Linked DNA regions of Homo sapiens: region 2 is linked to region 1. Evidence: chromatin loops called from intact Hi-C (ENCODE). Cell type or tissue: thyroid gland. All regions are shown on one strand. Each heading gives the region's core, and the rest is flanking DNA. Links, peaks and the distances in the headings are about the cores only.

The links. Hi-C counts contacts between places; a loop is a spot of excess contacts. Peaks named below come from ENCODE experiments on the same cell type or tissue, not always from the same donor. Only the 100,000 strongest peaks of a DNase experiment are listed, where the experiment ranks them.
Region 2: it touches region 1 in a loop (2.1-fold over the local background); 3 of 110 quality-filtered maps call a loop at or near these places.

What each region holds. Positions count from the first base shown.
Region 1 is chr1:76,001,462-76,009,547 of GRCh38, forward strand. It overlaps LOC105378806 (a long non-coding RNA gene), which reads right to left and starts at 1,485. Exons shown (of 3, transcript XR_947521.3): 1 at 1,332-1,485. In thyroid gland, for the core only: no CTCF peak of the experiment used is centred there; no DNase peak of the experiment used is centred there.
Region 2 is chr1:76,119,618-76,124,617 of GRCh38, forward strand. All of the region lies in intron 1 of ST6GALNAC3 (ST6 N-acetylgalactosaminide alpha-2,6-sialyltransferase 3), which reads left to right. Among named protein-coding and RNA genes, the nearest start is that of ST6GALNAC3, 47 kb to the left of the region's middle. In thyroid gland, for the core only: no CTCF peak of the experiment used is centred there; DNase peaks (open chromatin) are centred at 2,434 and 2,864; H3K27ac peaks cover 2,237 bases.

The DNA.
Region 1 (8,086 bases), core at 1,633-6,632:
GATATGGTTTGGCTGTGTCCTCACCCAAATCTCATCTTGAATTCCCAGGTGTGTGGGAGGGACCCAGTGGGAGATGATTGAATCATGGGGTCAGGTCTTTCCTGTGCTGTTCTCATGATCGTGAATAAATCTCACAAGATCTGATGATTATATAAGGGGGAGTTTCCCCGCACAAGCTCTCTTTGCCTACTGCCATCCATTTAAGATGTGACTTGCTCCTCCTTGCCTTCCATCATGATGGTGAGGCTTCCCCAGCCACATGGGAACTGTAAGTCCAATTAAACCTCTTTCCTTTGTAAATTGCCCAGTCTTGGGTATGTCTCTTTCAGCAGCCTGAAAACAGACTAATATAGTACCCTAGGCCTCTCTTTTGACCTATTTTGTTCTCTTAGGGCCTAGGCCTTTGCACTCTGAGCCATGGGCACTGGTAATTTTCAAACTGCCTTCCAGGTTATTCTTCCACTGTTCTGATGAATAGCCCCAGGCTTCATTCTCCCCATAATAATCTCTTTATCAAATCGTTGCTTGGCTGCATCTTTGATTTCCTCTTCTGAAAATGTCCTTAATTTCTTACCACACAGCCAGGCTGAGAAGCCTTCAAATCCCTAATCCTGTTTCTCTTTTAATTATAAATTTTGTCTTTAAATCATTTCTCTCTTCTATTTTACTATATGCAGTTAAAAGAAGCCACACAACTCCTTTAATATTTTGCTTAGAAATTTCTTCCACTGTGTAACCTAGTTTATTGCTCTTAAAGTCCCTCTTCCATAAAGGCCTAGGACATGGAAACAATTCTGCTAAGTTCTTTGCAACTGTGTAATAAGGATGGCCTTTGCTCCAGTTTGTATTACCTTTTTCCTCAGTTCCATCTGAGACCTCATCAGAATGATCTTTGCTGTCTATAGTCTATATTTTTATCAACATTCTGTCAAGACCACTTAAGTAATATCTCAGAAGATGCAGGGTCTTGCTTCAACTCTTGTTTTCTGAGCCCTCACCAGAAGTTCCCTTAACACTTCATTCACACTTCATTCACAGCAATCTAGACATTCTCTAGCCTGCTCCTCCAAATTCTTCTAGCCTTGGCCTATTACCCAATTTCAGAGCCACTTCCACATTTGCAGGTATCTGCTATAACAACAGCCTCACTCTCAGTACCAATTTTCTATCTTAAAATAGTCTCACATCTGCCAGGCATGGTGGGCCACACTTGTAATGCTAGTACTTTGGGAGACTGAGGTGAGAAGACCATTTGAGGCTGAGATTTCAAGACCAGCCAGGGCAACATTGTGAGACCCTATCTCTACAAAAAAATTTAAAAATGTTCTCACCTCTGGCAAGGAACTTCTTGATGCATTATTCCATGGCAGACGGTGGAAGGGAAAGAGAGCACACATTGGGGCAGAGAGGAGAAACTCACCCTTTATTAGGTACACCAGTCCTGCAACAATTAACCCACTCCTACAATAATGGCATTAATTCACTCATGAGGGAGAGGCCTTGTGACCTAATCATCTCTTAAAGTCCCCACCTTTCAACACTATTGCATTGAGAGTTAAGTTTCTAAAACGTGAACTCTTTGGGGGACACACTTAAACCATAGCAGCGGCCAAGCTGTCTTGTGTTTCTGGTGCATCTTGTGTGGAAGAAAATCCCTGCCCCTCCCCCAGTGGTAGGAGACCTCAGTGGTGTAGTTCTTCTATGTCTTCCCCACAGGTGAAGGGTTTTGTTTTTTTGGTTTTTTTTAACCATTTTTTTAGGGGTGGGGGCAATGAATCTTTACATGTGCCTTGTTTGGGGGGTGGTGACAATAGGATTCACTGCTCTCCCCAGTGGTTTAAGACTTTTGCTCCATATGGGAGAAGGGACCTGGGAAGGAATTATACCCTCAGAGGGGGCTAATCCCACTCTGCACATCTGCACTACCAGGGTGGGTCCTCTCCAGGCTCCCATCTGTCCCTACTCTTCCTGTGGTGGTTTGGGGCCAAGAGCCTGCTGGAGTGCAAACTCCTCTGTGTCTAGGGCTCCCAGGGCTCTTTCCTGTCACAGTAGCCCACGCTTGGCCTTTAGCAGTGTATTAACATTTTATTTGATTTCGTCTTGCCTGGGTGCACAGTGGCTGGTGCCTCCTTTGCCTGCACTCTGCTATAGGTGTACCAGTCTGTGCATCCCACTCTTCTTGATGGGGCTTCTTTCTTCTTGGGATTTGGGTAACTTTGTAGTCTTGCCACTTCAGCTGTCTCTGTTAGGGTGAAAAAAATGCTTTTTCCATCTTTTTTACACTCAGGCAGAAGCAGAACTTGGCTCTTATTTTAATGATGTACCTTTGACCCAAATTTTCTGAAACCTCTTTTTGAGAATTCTCTTCTACATTGAATATCCCTGGTTTGTAGCACATTTTTACTCTTTAAAAGTGAATTTGCTCTTTTAGGATAGCTTGAAGTAATTTCGAAATAAGTTTGATCAATAAATGTGTAAACCTGCTGAATACTGTCGCTTTTAATAACCATAGACTTACACAAGATGAGGCTATATAGTAATAATGAGAAAGGACTGTAAGAAAGTGTGACTTAGCCCATCCAGGTTTATTTCATCTTGGAATTGCTTTGATCTGATATTGAGACAGCTGCACTGGTCATTTTGAGGAACCATAGAGGCAGGAAAAAAGGAAAGAAAAGGTGCTGGGTAAGCACTTTAGAGGGGGAAGCTCCACCCACCATCATCTACATCAACACTGCCAAACAGTCACTAAATAATTATAACAATCTGACTTTAAGCAATTGGGCACATGCCTAGCTCCCTCTCTAGAGGATGGTGTGATAGGAAAAATCAACTAAAATTTGAGGGTCATCTCTGTTACTTAAAGCTATGCAAATTCCAGCACGTCATTCAACCATCCTGAGTTTAATTTTCCCATCTAAGAAAAAAGATAAGCATAGCGCTATCCTGGGAGGGTGGCTGTGAGGCTCTATCAAAATAATGTATAGGAAGTGCTTTGTAAAGACCTAATCCAATGTTAGTTGTTAGTGATGAAGTTTTATTACTTTGTTTGTGAGAGATCTATCACTATCATAATTATTAACAATGATAAGTATTTATTATCTATTATATTACATTAAAATATGATATTATTAAAATTATTTTAATGACTGCTTAATAAGTAGAAAAAATTTACATTTTTGAAAAAGATAGTATAAGCTTACTCTTCATTAGATAGATCTGGGTCGCTAAAAAAATTCCTCTTTAAAAAATATTTTCCTTTACTCCTATATTATTTGTTAATATATTCCCTCTGGCATATCAGCCTTAAGACCGACTTTTTATGTGGTTTTATGTTTTTCCTGCATTGGGATATCTTTTATGATCAATGTTTATATTACTTTACTACAAGTGATTTTAGAGAATGTGGTAGTTTTATTATATATATTTTATTACATATATTTTTATTATATATAATATATTCTTATAAAATTTATTTAGTTTTACTTAGCTCTTATTATATCTTGTTGGAATATATGTTTTATACTGATATAAGTTGTTGCATATATATTTATTCAGATTGATTTTAATTATCTTAAGCACTTTCCATATATAAATTAATTTAGTCCTCACGACAGCCCTCTGAGGTTGGTAGTAGTATTATTTCTACTTTACAGTTGAGGAAACTGAGGTATAGAGAGGTTAAATAATTTGCCCAGGTCCTATGGCTACAGAGTGGAGAAGCTGGGTTTCACAGCTTGCTCTAAACAATGTGCCTGTAACTAGTGTGTAAACTGCCCAGGGGCTTCCCTATAGACATGGACAAAATACCTTGCCTTACAGAGGAAGATGTGATGGATTACCCAGAATTTCTCTTGGGCTTCCAGTTATAGGCAGGTACCCTTTTTTCCTCTCCTGTTTTCAAAATAGAAGTTAACAACTGCCCTCATTCTATATGGATGCCTTCTACTTTTGTATCCATCACAGGCCTGTTAGTGGATGTTCAATAGAGGCTCAATATGTGAATAAAAAGAGACTTCCAGGTGAGGCCTTCCTAACCAAGCCAGGAGTAAAGTCAGATTTTGGCAACAAATTACTATCATTTTTCTCTTTGTCCCAATCACCAGGGCCCAGGTCCTTCCTGCTCCAGAATGGGTCTCTGTTTGAGCCAGAGATGAAGGTGTGATGGGGTCAGAATGAGGTTCTCTCTTTTGATGTTAAATGAATGGGAAAATAGTGAGTTGGCTCCCTTACAAACTTAGAGGCAAATTTCAAGTCTTGACATTTTTATTATTGAGGGGTATTTCAGACTGACAGATAATAAGAGAAGGTAGGTTATGCTGACAAACAGTAACAAGATACCCATTTTTTTTGTCGAGTTTCTAAGTCAGCTTGGAAAACTATTGGCTTATCTCCTTTCAAGCCAGCTTGGACATCTGTCACAGATAGAAGAAACATGCTGTGTAATGATGCTGAATGATGCTTCTCCCTTTGGAATGTACTGTCTCATCTTGGAAAATGTCACCAGCTCTTATGCATATGGCTTCTAATCCCCCTTTTGGCTACATTTTGCAAGTTGTAACTTCAGCTGATGGTGCCGAAACTTTGGTTATCTCATCTTTAACAAATTTGTTAACAAACAGAATGATCCTGAATGACTGCCATGATCTTCGACGATGGCATTGACTTAAAAAAAATTTTCTGCAGCCCCTAATTATTAAATTATAATTTAAAAAACTCCCAAGAAGGCCTTTTTTTCTGTTTTTATTAATGAACTTTAAACTTGAAATAGGCAAGCAGCTACATTCTATGGAATTTGGCCAGTTATGTTTTATTAATGGAGGCCTGGATGACAGGCAAATGTTCCTTGACTTCTTTCCAATTGTGGTTTTGTGTAGTAGAAAGCCATCATCCAGGATCTTCCCCAAGGCTGCATCATGGTTCCCCTGGGATCCTGTACTTTCAAATTGCTGTACGTGAGATTTCACAGACATGTTTACAGTGATGATTCACTTGATATTTAATAACATGGTCTGGTATCCAGTCACATGTTTACAGTGTCTTGAACAAATATTTGGATCAAGGAATGTCCAAAAAGCAATTCTCTAAAATCTGTATTGTGAAGACCTAACAGAACAAAATATCTATAAAGTGGAACTTTTTTTCATGATGAAGCCATGAGTAGGATATAAGTAAACATCTCCCTTTTTCTTGGTAAAAGAGGATGCTGGTAATGTGCAAGCTAAGAGATTCATTGAGTTTTAAACTAACTGTCCCTAGCATTAGAAAAAGAACAGCAGGAGAAGCAAACAGCTTATATAAAATGCCCTGTTCATTTGAGGGTGAGTATTAGATTTGAAAGAATCATCATCCTTCTCCAAAAGGAGAGAGTTATAAAGGCCTAAGAACATTCCAGCAGACGTGGAAGAACTCCTCATTGTGACTGGAAGCCCCTTGGAAATCCTGTTAGATTCGTTGATTTCTGTTGCAAGCATCTGTGTGTACCCAAGCAATGCCCAAGTGTGCCTGGAGTGGGGGCCTTCTAAAGGAAATCTCTACTCATCAGATGATTCCCTTTGGGATGCTTCCAGGCCATCTCAGTCCTCTAAGGAGATGCTCTTGTGTCCAGCTCTTCCTCAGCATCTCAGAGGCTTTAAAGTATTTGGATGAACCAAGTAGATCCACATGGCAAATATCTGCTGAAGTACACATCTATACTAATAGGATAACATGAATTATGAATTGCCATTTTAAACCATGCCTGTGATAGAAGAAAATGACTGCAGTTGCAGCATCAAAGTGACAACATGCATTAACCCCCTAGAGTCACTTCCTGACCCCTCCAGATGCACCAAGGTCAGTGAAGGTTCCCATGGTCAGGAGGATAAAGAATCAACACCACCACCTGTAATGGTCACTTCAGTAGGTCGTCAACTTTAGCACATTAATTAATGTCTTCTTTCATGCAGCTGTAGGGTTGAATGAAGATCCGGCCTCTCTTTTCTAAGACAAGAACTAGAGAATATATCTTCCCACTCAGTTATTCACAAGTAAAGAGGGCATTGGTGGGGAGCAATAGTGAATCCAGATAAACTGGTACAAATAAAACAAAGAAGCTGGGACTGTTTACAGATCAGCAGTAGGAAGGCTCATCAATCAAAAGTTGTTTTGCTGTGTGGCGCTGAAGAGAATTATAGTTATATAGCTAAGACTGTAAAAGAAGTTCCAATACTGCCCTAACCTGGTGTAAGACAACAGAATCTCTGTAGTGGACACCATGATTGTCACCCCAATTTCACTCTCCCCATTGTACTCCAGCCGTAAGGTTTGAGAGCTGATCCCCAGTCAGAGTAAGCCTATCCTCTTTTCCAAAACTAGAAGTTCAGGGCAATGAGACTCAAGGAAAGATTTGCTAGAGGCTTCTGGGAAAGAATATTATTACTCTTGAGAGTTTCTGGAAGTGACTTTCTCTCTTCACGGATGTGAACAAAACAGCTGTGGTACTGATTGCTACCAGCAGCACTCCTATGTTCATGAGGAGAACCAGCCTTAGGAGCAAGTGACCTATGTGGAAAGACAGTAGATACATGGAAAAAGAACCTGAGTTCTTAACGACATTGCTGCGCACCTGGGTAAACCAATGCTGAGGCACACTGTATTTCTGGACTTTTTAGTACATGGACCAATGCCTATCCTTGTTTTCAGTTTGAGTTTGATTAATGAATCTTGCTGCTAAAAGCATCCTTACATACGCATTATTGTAGCAGACCTTTACGCAGGCACCAAGAGAAATTGTGGATCTCCCTGGTTAGGTCAACAATCAAGGGATGGCCACTCTGCCAAATTTCAATTGTAGTATGTGAGATTTCAGAGAGGGCAGTAGTACACATGGATGAATCACCTAGTGTTTAAACGTGATCTACTATTCACTCATAAGAAATGTTTCATTGTAACTAATTTCTGTTGTGGTAGGATAGGTAGTCCAGGAATCAAACCCTACTAGATGGAATTGATGATGAAGAGAGTAGCAGAAGAAGTCTAATGAGATATTACTAGTTTTAAAATATCCTAACAGGCTTACTTTCAAACAGGACTTAGAGATAAAGATCAGGATTGTGACTAGCTTGGGAGGTTTGTATGCAGTACAAGAAAATCTATACAAATTGGGGAAAAGGGCACCACTGAAATCTCTCCATTATGAAATACCACTGAGACATTAGACTCAGCTCACCTCTGTTCTGAGGCAAATAGTACCAAAATGTCATCTAATATTTAGCGGTGACATGAATTTCTGTGGTATTTCAGGCTATTTATTGCAAAAATTTATATATTTATATTTTTTCCAAACACTGGGGAGTTTCAGTAAAGGCTTCATTCTCCGCCTTCCTCCCTCTCTCTTCCCACCCTCATTTCCTTTTTCTCTCACTCTGATTCTAGGTCCTTCTCTTGTTAATCTTTCGAATCCTTGGTTCTTATTCCAGCAACAGCGTGGAGGTGGGCAATGTGCATTGACATACTTCATCTTCATTTCTTTTTATGTTCATGGGAATCTTCATAGCACATTGATCTGATGCTTTCTATAAGTCTATTATAAAATGTTGATGGGATTTTGTGGGTCTTCCTGATACTAGACAGATCTTCTGAAATTTAGTTATTCTTTTTTGGTTTGTTTACAAGATAAAAACCATCTGAGTGTCTGGGGCCCAAGGCCTAAAAACCTCAACATCAGGGAACTGTAGTAGTCACCGCTCACCATGTCCTTTTCTTCTTCTTGTCCTTGTTCTTATTTTTTCTTTTTTTCCAGCAAAAATTGGTTACTTTGCTTCTGTCACCTATTGAAAGAACTGACTCTTGATAGCAGGAATGAACCAAAGAATCTTTTGATTGTTTTAAGACAAAAAACCTTGAATGATTACAGCTAAGACTACAACAAAGTGAAAAGATTTTGCAAAGCCCAGATAAGATAACACTGAAATCAATATCACTAAACATTTTCAGTAATTCCCTCTATCACAAAGCTTTCTGTGAACCTCTCCACTGAAATAAATCCTTTTATCTTTAGTACCTCTCTCACCTTACCTGTACCTCTCTTCTAAGACTGATTTCA
Region 2 (5,000 bases), core at 1-5,000, 120 kb after region 1:
TACTCTATCATACTGGATATTTCAGAGAGGCATATTTTAGGCTGTTTATTTTAAAAAGTTAGGTGAAACTTGAACAACAATAGTAACTATAACAATTAAGTCTTCCAGTTATTGAGCATTTAGTGAGTACAGAGTCCTATGCTAGGTGCCCTCCAGGGATTGTAATCCCTGTTTTATAGATGATGATAATAGATATATGTAATAGATAGATGTAATCCCTGTTTTATAGGTTTGGGAATTGGTCCTTAACTGGCAGGTCCGTGGGACTGTAAAGCCTCAGGAAGAGCAATTGCCTCCATCACAGAAAGCATAAGAGGTTGTAGGAAGAATAGATTCTGTGGGCACAGGCCTGCCTTGTATTCCACTCTACCCGGAGTGCCCAGCACTGGGCCTGGCCTCTGCCAGTGGTCAGCAAATGGATGTGCAATGGACACATGAACAGACTCTGCATTTGGTGGGAGCTTTGAATTCTCTGACTGGACTTGAAGGACCTTCCAAAGTCACTGACCATTTAGATGGAAATAAAATATACATCCCCATCACTTGGCTGTTAAATATAAGCTCGTCACAGTTAAAGTCTGGCAAGGCTGGACTGGGGGAACAGTGGCAGTTCCTGAGAGTGCTGAGGGTGGGATTTTCCTTACAGTTCTATTAATTGGATGTGTCCAGAGTGATCTCGTGTTTCCTTGAGAATTGTGGCCACATACTGCCCTAAGTGCTGCTCTCTGCATTTTGTGGCAGTTGATGGGATATGATGAGTTTGTGGGGACAAAAGACTTTAAAAGGTCTCTGTGAGAAATGACTCCTATTGCCTTTGGGTGAGAGGCCAATTTATCAGAATAGCAAATGCCTTATGTTAGTGGCATACTTTGAACACTTGCCATAGAATGTCTCCTTTGATCCTTGATAGATAAAGAAGATATAACCCCCATTTTGCAGAAGACACTGAAGCTCAGAGAAATTATAGGAATTGCTCAAGGTCACATGAAATTCCAATCTTTCTCTGAGCTCCAGGGTCAGTTATCACCTGCCTACTTGATAACTCCACTTGGATAGCTAATGGGCACCTCAAATCCAGCACGACCTAAACAGAGGTCCCAACTCCTGCTCTTTCTCTGAAGAGCACTGATGCTCTCTGTTTCAGTAAATGGCATCCCAGGGAACCCAGGTACATTAGTCCTATTGCTGCTGCAACAAATTACCACCGACATAAAAGCTGTACAAATTTATGATTTCACACTTCTGGAGGCCAGAAATCTAATGTGGGTCAGCTGGGCTGCAATGCTTCTGGAGTCTTCAGAGGAAACTGTTGTCTTGCCTTTTCCAGCTCCTAGAGGCTTCTGATATTCCTTGGCAAGTGGCTTGCATTACTCTGACCTCTGCTTTCATCATCACATCTCCTTCTCTGACTCTGGCCCTCCTTTCTGACTCTGCTTCCAGCTTTCCCTTATAGGGATCCCTGGAATTACAATGAGGTTCACCTAGATATTCCAGGACAATCCCCCCATCTCAAGATCTTTAATTTCATCACATCTGCAAAGTCCCTTTGGCATGGAAAGTAACATATTCACAGGTTTTGGAGATTAGGATGTTGGCATTTTGTGGGCCAATCTTCTGCTTACTACAAGGGATCACCCGTTGTTCTTTCATCCAGTCCATCAGCAAGCCCTGCTGGGATCTCCACCACCACCACCTTACCTGCCACCCTCACTCACCTGGGCTATTTAAGCCAAAACATCCCATCTCATCTCCCTGCTTCCAGCCTTGCCTCCCCACTGTCTGTTCTCTGTATAGCAGCACATTAAAAATGTGGGTCAGGCCAGGCATGGTGGCTCACGCCTGTAATCCCAGCACTTTGGGAGGCTGAGGCGGGCAGATCATGAGATCAGGAGATCAAGACCATCCTGGCTAACACGGTGAAACCCCATCTCTACTAAAAATACAAAAAATTAGCTGGGCATGGTGATGGGTGCCTGTAATCCCAGCTACTCTGGAGGCTGTGGCAGGAGAATGGCATGAACCTGGGAGGCGGAGCTAGCAGTGAGCCGAGATTGCGCCACTGTACTCCAGCCTGGGCAACAGAGCCAGACTCCATCTCAAAAAACAAAAAAAATGTGGGTCAGATCACACCACTGCCCTGCACACAAACCCTCCAGGAGGTTTATATCATACTCAGAAAAAATGTACCTGTATTCCTTCTAATAGTTCTGGGCCTTACTGTCTGCCCTTATTGGCCTTACATTTCTGAGCTCCTCTCTTCCACTCTCCGCCTCACTCACGCTGTTCCAGCCCTCTTGCCGTTTAACCATACCTGGAACATGCCTGGAATGTTCTTCCCTTAGACATCTGCATGGCTCCCTCCCTCCCTTCTTTCATGTCTCTGCCTAAATTTAGCTCTGCAGGGCTGTCTTCCATGTCACCCTGCCTGACCTGACACTGTTTTATTTTCCCATCCAAGCACTTGGCACGACTGACCATGTATTGTGTATATAGTGCTTGTAAGTGTATCATCTACCTTTCTCCCTCAGAGGGTAGTTCCATGAGGGCAGATAATTTGCATTTTCTCAGAAACTGGAATGATTACTTGCGCATAGTAAGAGCTCAATGAGTATGTAGAGGAAACCTGAAGTTTAAATCTAGGTCTTCTGGTTCTGGGTAGAATGTGCTCTTCTCTCCCCCATGCGTTATCTTCATAGGTGGTTAAAGAAAAGTATGATTTTGTAATATCAGCGAAGTGTTTGTTTTCCTAACACCTTCCAAAATATCAGTCAGCACAGGTCAAACATGCCCCTATGTCTGCTCAGAGGCAGGCAGGTGAACAAGTGAACAGCTCTCTCTCTCTCAAGCCAATGAAGAGCCGTCCACTCTCTGGCAAAGCACTGAGCTATTTGCTGAGAGTTTCCCAAGGTGAACCGAAGACTCCTTGAAAGCCTCCTTCACTGGCTATGCACCACTTGTAATTATGTGCACACATTTTGTAACCCTTTCATGAGAGGTGGGATCGTGCATATAGTGTTTGCATATCCCAGAATTGCTCCCTGACCAGCACAGCTTTTTGGGTAAGTTTAATATGGGGGTGATTATGCTTGAGAATGTTCACTGGACCACAAGGCACCTCCCATATTCTGGAGATGTGTGTGAGCTGCAAAAGGGGTACGTGAGCTCCAGGAACAGGTAGCATCATTTCCATCAGCTCAGCCAGACTCTGTTGTGCATATGCGGCATGCTGAGGATTGAGACGAGAGCTACAGACACAAAGCTCAAACAGCTCCAGTTGTTGCTCTGGAGGAGCTTGTAGTCTGCGTCAGTGCTACTTAGAGTGGGGTCTGTGGACCAGCAGTATCAGCATCACCTGGACATTTATTAGAAATGCAGAATCTCAGGACTCACCCCAGATCTCTTGAATCCAGATCTGCATTTTAACAAGATGTCCAGTGATTCCTCTGCACATTAATGTTTAAGAAGTTTTGCTGGCTGGGCACGGTGGCTCATGCCTGTAATCCCAGCACTTTGGAAGGCCGAGGCAGGTGGATCACCTGAGGTCAGGAGTTCGAGACCAGCCTGGCCAACAGGGTGAAACCCCGTCTCTACTAAAAATACAAAAATTAGCTGGGCATGGTGGCAGACGCCTGTAATCCCATCTACCAGCTACTCGGGAGGCTGAGACAGCAGAATTGCTTGGACCCGGGAGGCAGAGGTTGCACTGAGCCGAGATTATGCCATTGCACTCCAGCCTGGGTGACAGAGCGAGGCTCCATCTCAAAAAAAAAAAAAAAAAAGCTTTGCTATAGGGAAAGTGACAAACACATAAGCAGATAATTACTGTGCACAATGAGATTGTGTTAAGAATGGGAAGAGTAGGAAGCACAGCTGCCCAGAGAGGAGCGTCCACTCTAAGTGAGTGTGTGAGTGCATTTTTTGTGTGTGGCCAGTAAGGGGGTAGGTATAGTGCTTGGTCAGGAATAGCTGGCAGAATGAGGTCATAGCTGAGGTAATGTTTGAAGGAAGGAGTAAATATTTTAATAATAGTAATCATAGCTTTCACCTATCGAATACTGAATAATAGTGTAACAAATAATAGTAAACACAAGTAGTTCTTAGCATGCTCCAGGCCCAGGCCTACTCATTTTAATTTTTTTTTTTTTTTTTTTTTTTTGAGACAGGGTCTCACTCTGTCACCCAGGCTGGAGTGCATGATCTCGGCTCACTGCAACCTCCACCTCCCAGGTTCAAGCAGTTCTCATGACTCAGCCTCCCAAATAGCTGGGATTACAAGCACATACCATGACGCCTGGCTAATTTTTGTATTTTTTGGTAGTGATAGGTTTTCACCATGCTGGCCAGGCTGGTCTCCAACTCTTGACCTCAAGTGATCCACCCACCTCAGCTTCCCAAAGTGTTGGGATTACAGGCATGAGCCACCATGCCCGGCCTCATTTTAATTTGGAATGCATTTGTTTTAAAACATTAACTCATTTTAATCTTTACATGTCTAAAAATGAAAAGAAAAGAAAAGGGGCACGCAGAATTTAGTGGAACTCCCGACTACGATTGCTGGAGTGCCAGGTGAGCCCCAGCTGGGCAATTCAATTCATCTCGTGCCTGCCCTTCCTCTTTGGGGAGACTGCCTTGCTGCTGATGAAATGGAGGTAGAGAGCTGTGAAGCTGAGTCCCGTTAGCATCCCCGTGATGAACAAATCATGCGCATTCTTTCAAGGTGATGTGAAGAGATGACTAAAAGGTTTTGAAAAGTTCCAGATAGAAATCTTCTTAGATGGCATTGACTGGGCTGGGGAGGGGCCTGTTTCTGTGGGTGAGTTGCAGTCCTCCCTACCTGACCTTGCGCAATGTAGTCTGTCCCTGGTTGGGGATGTGCCGCACTCCACCGACTGCATATTAAAAAGCTGTATTGACTTATTCCTAACAGGGAACTGGCTCTGATTTCCATTTCACAGCAGCTGTCATCTGCTCTACTCTTCAGCAACAAACACGGGGTCAGC